Regions from separate parts of the Homo sapiens genome. Here region 2 is linked to region 1. Evidence: chromatin contacts called from ENCODE Hi-C or POLR2A ChIA-PET data. All regions are on one chromosome and are shown on one strand. The core of a region is the stretch at or near the end of the contact, and the rest is flanking DNA. Distances in the headings are between cores, read along the strand shown. Region 1 overlaps SYNE1 (spectrin repeat containing nuclear envelope protein 1). Region 2 has its middle 110 kb from the start of ESR1.

Region 1 (3,847 bases), core at 615-3,114:
CTGGACTGTTTTTTGCTCCACTCGGCTTCAGTTGGGCAGGAAGAAACAAACAAAACAACAATAATAACAAAATGTGTGTGTGTGTGTGTGTGTGTGCATGTGCACACGTGTTTTGCATACAGTCAGCCCTCCATATCCATAAGTTCTGCATCCATGAATTCAACCAATCATGGATGGAAAATATTTGAGGAGCAAAAAGGATGGTTGCATCTCTGCATGTTGATCTTCTTTTCTTGTCATTATTCCCTAAATTGTACAGTATAACACCTATTTATAATGCATAGCATCTACATTGTATTAGGTATTATTAGTAATCTAGAGATGATTTAAAGTATTTGGGAAGATGTGCATAGGTTATATGCAAATACTATGCCATTTTACATCAGAAACTGGAATATCTGTGAATTTTGTATCTAAGAGGGTTCCTAGAACCAACGCCCCTCAGTTACTGAGGGATGACTATGTGTACATATGTGTGTGTGCATGTGTATATGTGTGTGTATATATATGAATGTATGTGTATGTATGTACACAATTATTTTAAAGACATTACAATTTAATATTTTTGTCACAAAATGTGTTCTTTTTTTTTTTTTTGAGACAGAGTCTCACTCTGTTGCCCAGGCTGGAGTACAGTGGCACAATCTTGGCTCACTGCAACCTCCATCTCCCGGGTTCAAGCAATTTCTGGCTAATTTTTGTATTTTTAGTAGAGACAGGGTTTCACCATGTTGGCCAGGCTGGTCTTGAACTCCTGATCTCAAGTGATCCCCTCGTCTCAGCCTCACAAAGTGCTAGGATTACAGGCATGAGCCACTGCACCCGGCCCACAAAATGTGTTCTATGTGCACAATAAATGACAGCCTCTGAAACAAAGAAGCCAAAAAAAAAAAAAAAAAAAGAATAATAGTTTTGTACTTTTAGGAATCATGTTTTGAAATATGTATTTTCGTTTTTTAAAGATGCAATAAAGTATAATTTTAATATTTGATACTTAAAATATTTAAGCAAGAAAGTAAAACTTTAATATTTTAGAATTACCATACTCCTAAAATGAATCTATAGTTACCTTTTTAAGGGTTATGTGCTATCCAGATTATATTTCCAATAAGCTCTTAATAAAATATTTAAAACCTCTATCTCTCATAATATATTTTTTCATTCTTGTCTGCTCAAAAACAAAAACAAAAAAACAATTATTTTTTCAAAAGCAAGTGAAATTAAAAGACACTAAATCCGAATTGCATTTCAAGTTTAAAGTTCTAGTTAAAGCCTCAGCAACATTTGAGACATGATGAAGTGAGCAAGAAAAAATTTGATGAATATACAAAATTTTTTTGGGGGGTCAATCTGCATTAAAAATTGGGATTTCCATATGCAATATCTAGCCTATCTAAAAAAAATTCTTAGAGACATAGGAACAGACAGGCTATTGAGTATGTGACCCTATGTAAAATAAATGACTGTCATCTCTGTTGAATGTACTCAGTAGGGTAAGAGCTGAGCCTTGCATTTTTTTTGGTGTGGTTTTAGCCATCACATGACCTAATTTCCATGGCAGGAACCATCTGGTAAATTTCAGATGCTTTCTGCTTTTAAAGAGAGTTGTCAGTTCCTAATGTTGCGGAAGTTCATGATTCCATATGGGGCCTCTCGCGATTAGAAACCACTCATTCGGCCTCATCCCCTCATTTCTCCTTTTGTACCGACGCGGGGACGCGGGCTCGGGCACTTTGGCTGTGCCTGCGCCGCGCCGCGCAGCCTGCGGTCTGGCTCGGTAGCGAGATGCAGGAGGACTCGCCGCCTACACATCCTGCCTCCCGGGCCCGCGCGGCTCTGCGCGCTCATTGGCTCGCCCTGCAGGAAGATGAACGCTACTACTTCTGTTTCCTTTTGATGCTGCTCTGACACCCCGGTGGGGGAAATGTTTCCTCAGGAGCTGGCGCAGAAAATTAAGGGCTACCAGGAGCAGATCGCTTCTTTGAATTCCAAGTGCAAGATGCTGACGATGAAAGCCAAGCACGCCACCATGCTGCTGACGGTGACCGAGGTCGAGGGGCTGGCGGAAGGGACAGAGGACCTGGATGGGGAGCTCCTCCCCACGCCTTCGGCCCACCCCTCTGTGGTCATGGTAAGGATCCAGTGGGTCCCCGCGGCTTTGCTCTTTGACTGGAGCCTGGCGAGTGGCTCCATGTTCCCTCTCCGTGGCTGATTTCAGGGACCAGCCTTCGATCTTGCAGATTCAGAGGGAGGAACAGATTCCTTAAGTCTCTTTGACTACCGTTGGGCCGGGCCAATCTTTGACACTGTAAACAATGACAGTTAAAATGAAACTATGTGCTCGAGACAGCTGAATTACTTAACATGTCAGAGGTCTACCCTGTATTTGTTTATAATTTCGCAATAATACTGAGAGGCTCTGAGCTTTAAACAATAATTTACTTGCACAGTGTTTTAGTTGTCTGGGGGATGGGAAATTCATGGCATATATATTTAGTTGTGGTCTCCACGCTAACTAGCTAACTACATATGTGCATGTACTCTACTGTATAAATGTGTAATACAATTTAGAAGAACAGCTATTGTTAGAAAAATATGAAAACAGACCGTCTAAAGCTTGGCTTTGGATTAAAATAAATCAACTTTGTTATTTTCTATTCTGCACCACTATTTTCCTATACACTTGCCATCTAAAATGCATTGAGTATTTTGGTGACTATAATGTTTCCCAGTGCTGTGTGTTTTCCCTTATATGTGCTGTGCCTCAGGTAATGAGTAACCATACCTGAGCCCATTTGGCAATAACAGTACTTTGGGTGCATTTATCTTCCTACCATATTTGAAACTTGAGATGTCCACAAAAGACCAAGCTTTATTTCACAGACCTTTTCTCATTTGTATGATTCGTGATTTTTCCAGTTATTTATAAAGCCACAAACTCTCCAAAGAAAGGAAAATAATGAAGTATTTAATCAACAACAAAACTTCAATGTCATATGCACCCCCATCCCTGATTGTTTTACAAATGATTACTAGCATCATATTCTCTTGAAGACAGAACTTTTAAATACTAACACAGGATTAATATGTGAATTCGGGTCCCAGTAATTTTAACCTTCGTTTTATAATTAACTCTGTTTTGGCCTGTGCCTGAACAGGACTTATGTTAACATAGCTAATTGATTTTCATGTCCTTTGGGCTACATTTTACGTGGCAGATGACTGCAGGTCGCTGTCACACTTTGCTGTCACCGGTCACTGAGGAGTCTGGGGAGGAGGGAACCAACAGTGAGATTTCCTCTCCACCTGCCTGTCGCTCCCCTTCACCTGTGGCTAATACAGATGCTTCTGTTAACCAGGTACCTCCCAGTTGGCATTCCTCTAGCAATAATCTCTGGGCAGATGCAGGACTCCATTCTCTGTTTCCATTAGATCGTGGGTATGAATCTCAGACTTTGTTGCATTTGGTTCCAGGGACACACTATTAGGTGTTATAGTTGCACAAACTATGATTGTCATGTGTCTCAGTATGTCATCTCCTCTCCTGGGCTACAGAAAGTGGGATGAACAAAAATTAGGTCATGGGAATGATAGCCCAGAAGGCTCTGTTTTAAGACATTATGGCCTTAGTTTCCAGCAATCATCTGGAATGGGGTTCTGCATCCAACAGAAAATAAAAGATGTGTGTCACCATTGTAAAATAACGTGATTCGATGGCTTTATAACATGCATTGAAAATAGTGCTGGCATTTACCAGCTCAGATTTTGAAGACAGGAAACTTCCATTTATTATGTCAGACTTCTTCTTTATTTGCAACTTGTGTACCAATGTAAGGAATGTCTGCCA
Region 2 (3,847 bases), core at 739-3,238, 600 kb after region 1:
CCTAAGTGACACAGTTACCCAGGCAGATGCGCAATAGCGTCTAGAATCCCAACAGTTTGTCTCAGGTCTCTTTCAAAATCTCAGCAACAGCACCTTAGACCTTTCTGGAATCAAAGTTTTGGATCTAAGACTTCAAAGTGGGGAAAGCAATGCAAGACTACTCAGGGACTGACATGTGTAGAATCAAAAAGAGAGAAAGGGAGGTATATGCTGAAAATGGTATGAGATCCATACCCCCAGTGACTTGCACTGGTTCTTCTACTTTGTTCAGCCTCAGCCAGATGGAAGACTCGTTTCTATATTAAAATCTTTTTTCCCCCTCCTTCATTATCTCTCCCTGCTGCCCAAAAGAGGAATCAAACTCACTGCATCAAGCTGGCAAAGAGCTACAGGCGCCTTCCACTTGGAAGTAAGAAGCTAGAGCAGCTCACCCATTAACATTTCTGTGATTCACAGGAGAGCTCATTCACAGCTGCTCAGACTCTGAGCAGAGAGATTAGAACTAGAACTGTTTAAAATTCCTAAGCCAGAGGAGTTTCACGGGGCGGGGTGCTTCTAAACAGCCTGCAGTCAGCCATGCCCTTGCAGACAAGGCTCTGGGGGTTCCACATGCACCTCCAGCCTCAGAAGACTGGCCTGACCAGTCCTGCAGCTGTTTTGAGGACAGTAGCTAAGCCTGGAAGTGGTGACTTTATTTACCATTTTTGGTTAGTCACTAAGTAAAGTCTTTGCCTAGAAACCTTCATTTCTTATGCAGTAGGGTAGAAAAGGTCCAGCTAAAAATTTTCCTGAAATACTTCACCAAACAGGCCAGTTCTACAATTAGGAAATTACCACGCTGAGTAATATTTGCCAGTCTGGTTTTTAGTGAAGTCAGGTTTCGTCCACTGGCATCTCAAGCTGATTGGCAGACAGACCTAGGTCCTACACCCAACCCCTCCCTTGCAATTTGGGCAGGTTATATTTTTAAAAGTGCAGACTTCCTGTGCTTTTGAACATTTTGAAGGCTAGGATAGTATTCACAAATCAGGGGTGCATTTAATCTTTTATATCACATGCCTGCTACTGGATTTGCAAAATGCTGCATAGATACACAGCCTCTCAAGTTGGCTTCTAGGCAATGGTGACAATTTGCACTTTCTAGAGGCATGACTTTTCAAGAGGTTTGTGAACTAGTTTTAAAATGTTCTATGGAGGAAATGAGAAATGGACTTGACAGTCAGTAAGTTATTTTATCTTAATTTTAAATAAAAAATAATGTAATTACTTGGTGACCACAAATACAAGTGGCATGGCTTGTCTTTTCCCTTGTGAAACTGCTACCTGTTGTTTTGAATAATTAAATTCAATAGAAATGTTTCTTAATGATTGAGAAGGTTAGAACTATGTCTCTATTTTTAGGTAGGTCACTGAATATGTAAAGTCTAAATTCTGAAGATATTCCCCTATTTTAGGGTTAAATTAAAAGCACACTCACATTTTGCTTCCTATTAGCACCATACAACTGGCAAGAGGAGAAGGAGGTTGTGAAATTCAAATCAAGAAATGTTTTCACTTGCTGGAAACTATGGTAAAGCTCTGAGGGAAAAAAGAATGAAAAGCTCTTTCTTAAGAAAAAAAAAGCTTGGATTTTCCCTACTTAGAGTGGACTATTGAGTATGTAAATAAATTGGTTAACCTCTCTGATACTATGCAAAGAAACCTCACCCACACAGTAGACTTGGGGATTTTTTTAAATGGTGGTAGTGCACAGATTGTATCCTTAATTTCAACCTAAGCAACGCATGTAGAGTGCCCATCAGATAGTAGGTGTACTGCTAAGCCCCTGACAATACACACTTGATAATGAAAGAAATTAAATGAAAAATCGTTCTCCAAACTGATGACCAAATTAGATCTTATCAATTCACGGACAAAGTCAGGAGAGAGAAAGAGGAAACTAGTATGTTCACACATACCTCAGTGATGGTTCAAAGTTCAGATTAAAATCTACATCCTTTTTCAAGAAGTGCTGTGCTGATATTTGGTACCGCAGTCCCGGAGAATGTGAAGAGATCTTTGTGCTTACTCCTTCCTAGTTTTCTTCTTCCTTTTGTTTTTTTAACAGAGAAGGAAAGGGAGATGTGGGTGATTTCTACAGATTTCCTTAATTAAAGCTAGTTTGACTCCCCACTTAAGTGAAATAAGGCTGTTAAAAAGAAAAGTAGTCTCACTTATCAATAGGCACTGAAGAATCAATGTTTGGCTTACCTGTTCAGATCAAATTCCTTGATTACATTATTTTACAAAGCTGAGTAGGGCTTAAGCTAGTTACCACTGATGCCATTGGCAAGTATTTCTTCATTCACGCACAGGCCATAATCCACTACACCAACTCAGGCCCACGGGATGACTTCCATTTCTTCTTCTTCTTTTTTTTTTTTTTTTTTTTTTTGAGATGTAGTGTCGCTCTTGCCACCCAGATTGGAGTGCAACGGTGCGGTCTCGGCTCACTGCAACCTCCACCTCCTGGGTTCAAGCATTTCTTCTGCCTCAGCCTCCCAAGTAGCTGGGACTACAGGCGCACACCACCACGCCCGCCAGCTAATTTTTTATCTTTTTAGTAGAGATGGGTTTCACCATGTTGGCTGGGCTGGTCTCCAATTCCTGACCTCCGGTGATCCACCCACCTCAGCCTCTCAAAGTGCTGAGATTACAGATGACTTCCATTTCTATAGATCCATTTTGCCATTAGAAATTAAAAAAAAAAAAACTCCCAGCCCACAGTATCTCAAATCACATGTGCAGCAGCAGAACAAAACCTGCTGTGGCTGTGATAGGTATGATTTTACCACGAAGATTCAGACGTTGTTACATGGTTGAAAAAGCAGTCACTGCACAGAGCAAGTGAGAAATTGAGCAATGCAACTTAATACAGCTTTTCCCTATTGCTTATAAAACAACGTTCTTAATTTTTAATTACATGTAAAATTCTTCTGAATTTTTACTTTAAGTTATTTCAATAGACTCCCTTGGGGTGCTTTAAGAATATCCCATGGGGCACTTTTTTACTGTGGGTCATCAGCCTAAGCTGTTGGAAAAAGGCCCTGGGTTTTTTTGGTTTGTTTTTAAAATGTTGTATAACAGCTTTAAATGTGCAAGACATGATAGAGTGGGGGAAAAAAACTTGTTGAATTCTTAACTTTGTTTTTCCATCTGAAATATTAGTATGCCTGTGTTTTTATTTTTTCCTAATTCCAAGCAACAGTGAACCTAATTTACAATTTTTTTCTCAAAAAAAAAAAAAAAAAAAAAAGGAAAGTTTAACATTGTATTAGGGAGGCTTCAGAATTAGCAGGTGCACTCCAACAGATTTATAGGGGCCAGTGGACTGATAGCTGTATTTTAGGACTGGGAAACATCTGCTCAAAGTAAGTAGTTTATGGTTTCCATATCAAATAGAAGAAAAAAATACCACACTGGTCCTCAGACTTTGGTAGTTGTGTTTTTAGAAAACCAAATTCACACAAATTCTATTCTAGGGGACTTGTATATTTCATTGCTATGTTCTACTAAAGTTAAGGAGGTACAGAAATTGCTCCATGAGGAAATGATAAAGGTCAGAGCCTCAGAATTTTAAGTGGAAAATTCATAAGCATGCATTATGGAGGGAAAAAAAGGCTAATTAAATATAACACTCAACTAAACTATAAAAAAAGACTTGTTTTCTCCATGTAAGTCAGATTATATGGGCTTCCTCCACCACTTCAACCCACTAATCTAAAGTAATGAAATGCAATCTCTGGAAGTACTCAGAATTAGACATGTAACAGATAATAACAGAGATTTGAAGAAATTTTGCACAAAC

The links. Hi-C counts contacts between places; a loop is a spot of excess contacts on that map. ChIA-PET counts read pairs that join two places held with the same protein, here RNA polymerase II (POLR2A). Pooled maps may share reads with other maps.
Region 2: a loop to region 1 is called in a map with no recorded cell type, with 5 times the contacts of the local background. The contact joins two enhancer-like sites. A Hi-C loop is called at or near these places in 4 of 37 single-sample maps with no recorded cell type and 11 of 50 pooled maps. POLR2A ChIA-PET finds 5 or more read pairs at or near these places in 8 of 52 experiments (B cell, GM12878, OCI-LY7 and 4 more).

What each region holds. Positions count from the first base shown.
Region 1 is chr6:152,300,153-152,303,999 of GRCh38, reverse strand. It overlaps SYNE1 (spectrin repeat containing nuclear envelope protein 1), which reads left to right. Exons shown (of 146, transcript NM_182961.4): 92 at 1,937-2,131; 93 at 3,219-3,359. Among named protein-coding and RNA genes, the nearest start is that of SYNE1-AS1, 78 kb to the left of the region's middle. RefSeq lists enhancers at 1,551-1,620, 1,771-2,170, 2,221-2,270. Within about 2 kb of position 1,864, at least 35 of the 41 ENCODE cell types and tissues checked have a DNase peak (open chromatin) inside an H3K27ac peak, as active enhancers do; they include B cell, where a contact is called at or near this core.
Region 2 is chr6:151,700,117-151,703,963 of GRCh38, reverse strand. It overlaps a transcript of ESR1 not described here. Among named protein-coding and RNA genes, the nearest start is that of ESR1, 110 kb to the left of the region's middle. Within about 2 kb of position 1,988, at least 2 of the 41 ENCODE cell types and tissues checked have a DNase peak (open chromatin) inside an H3K27ac peak, as active enhancers do; they include B cell, where a contact is called at or near this core.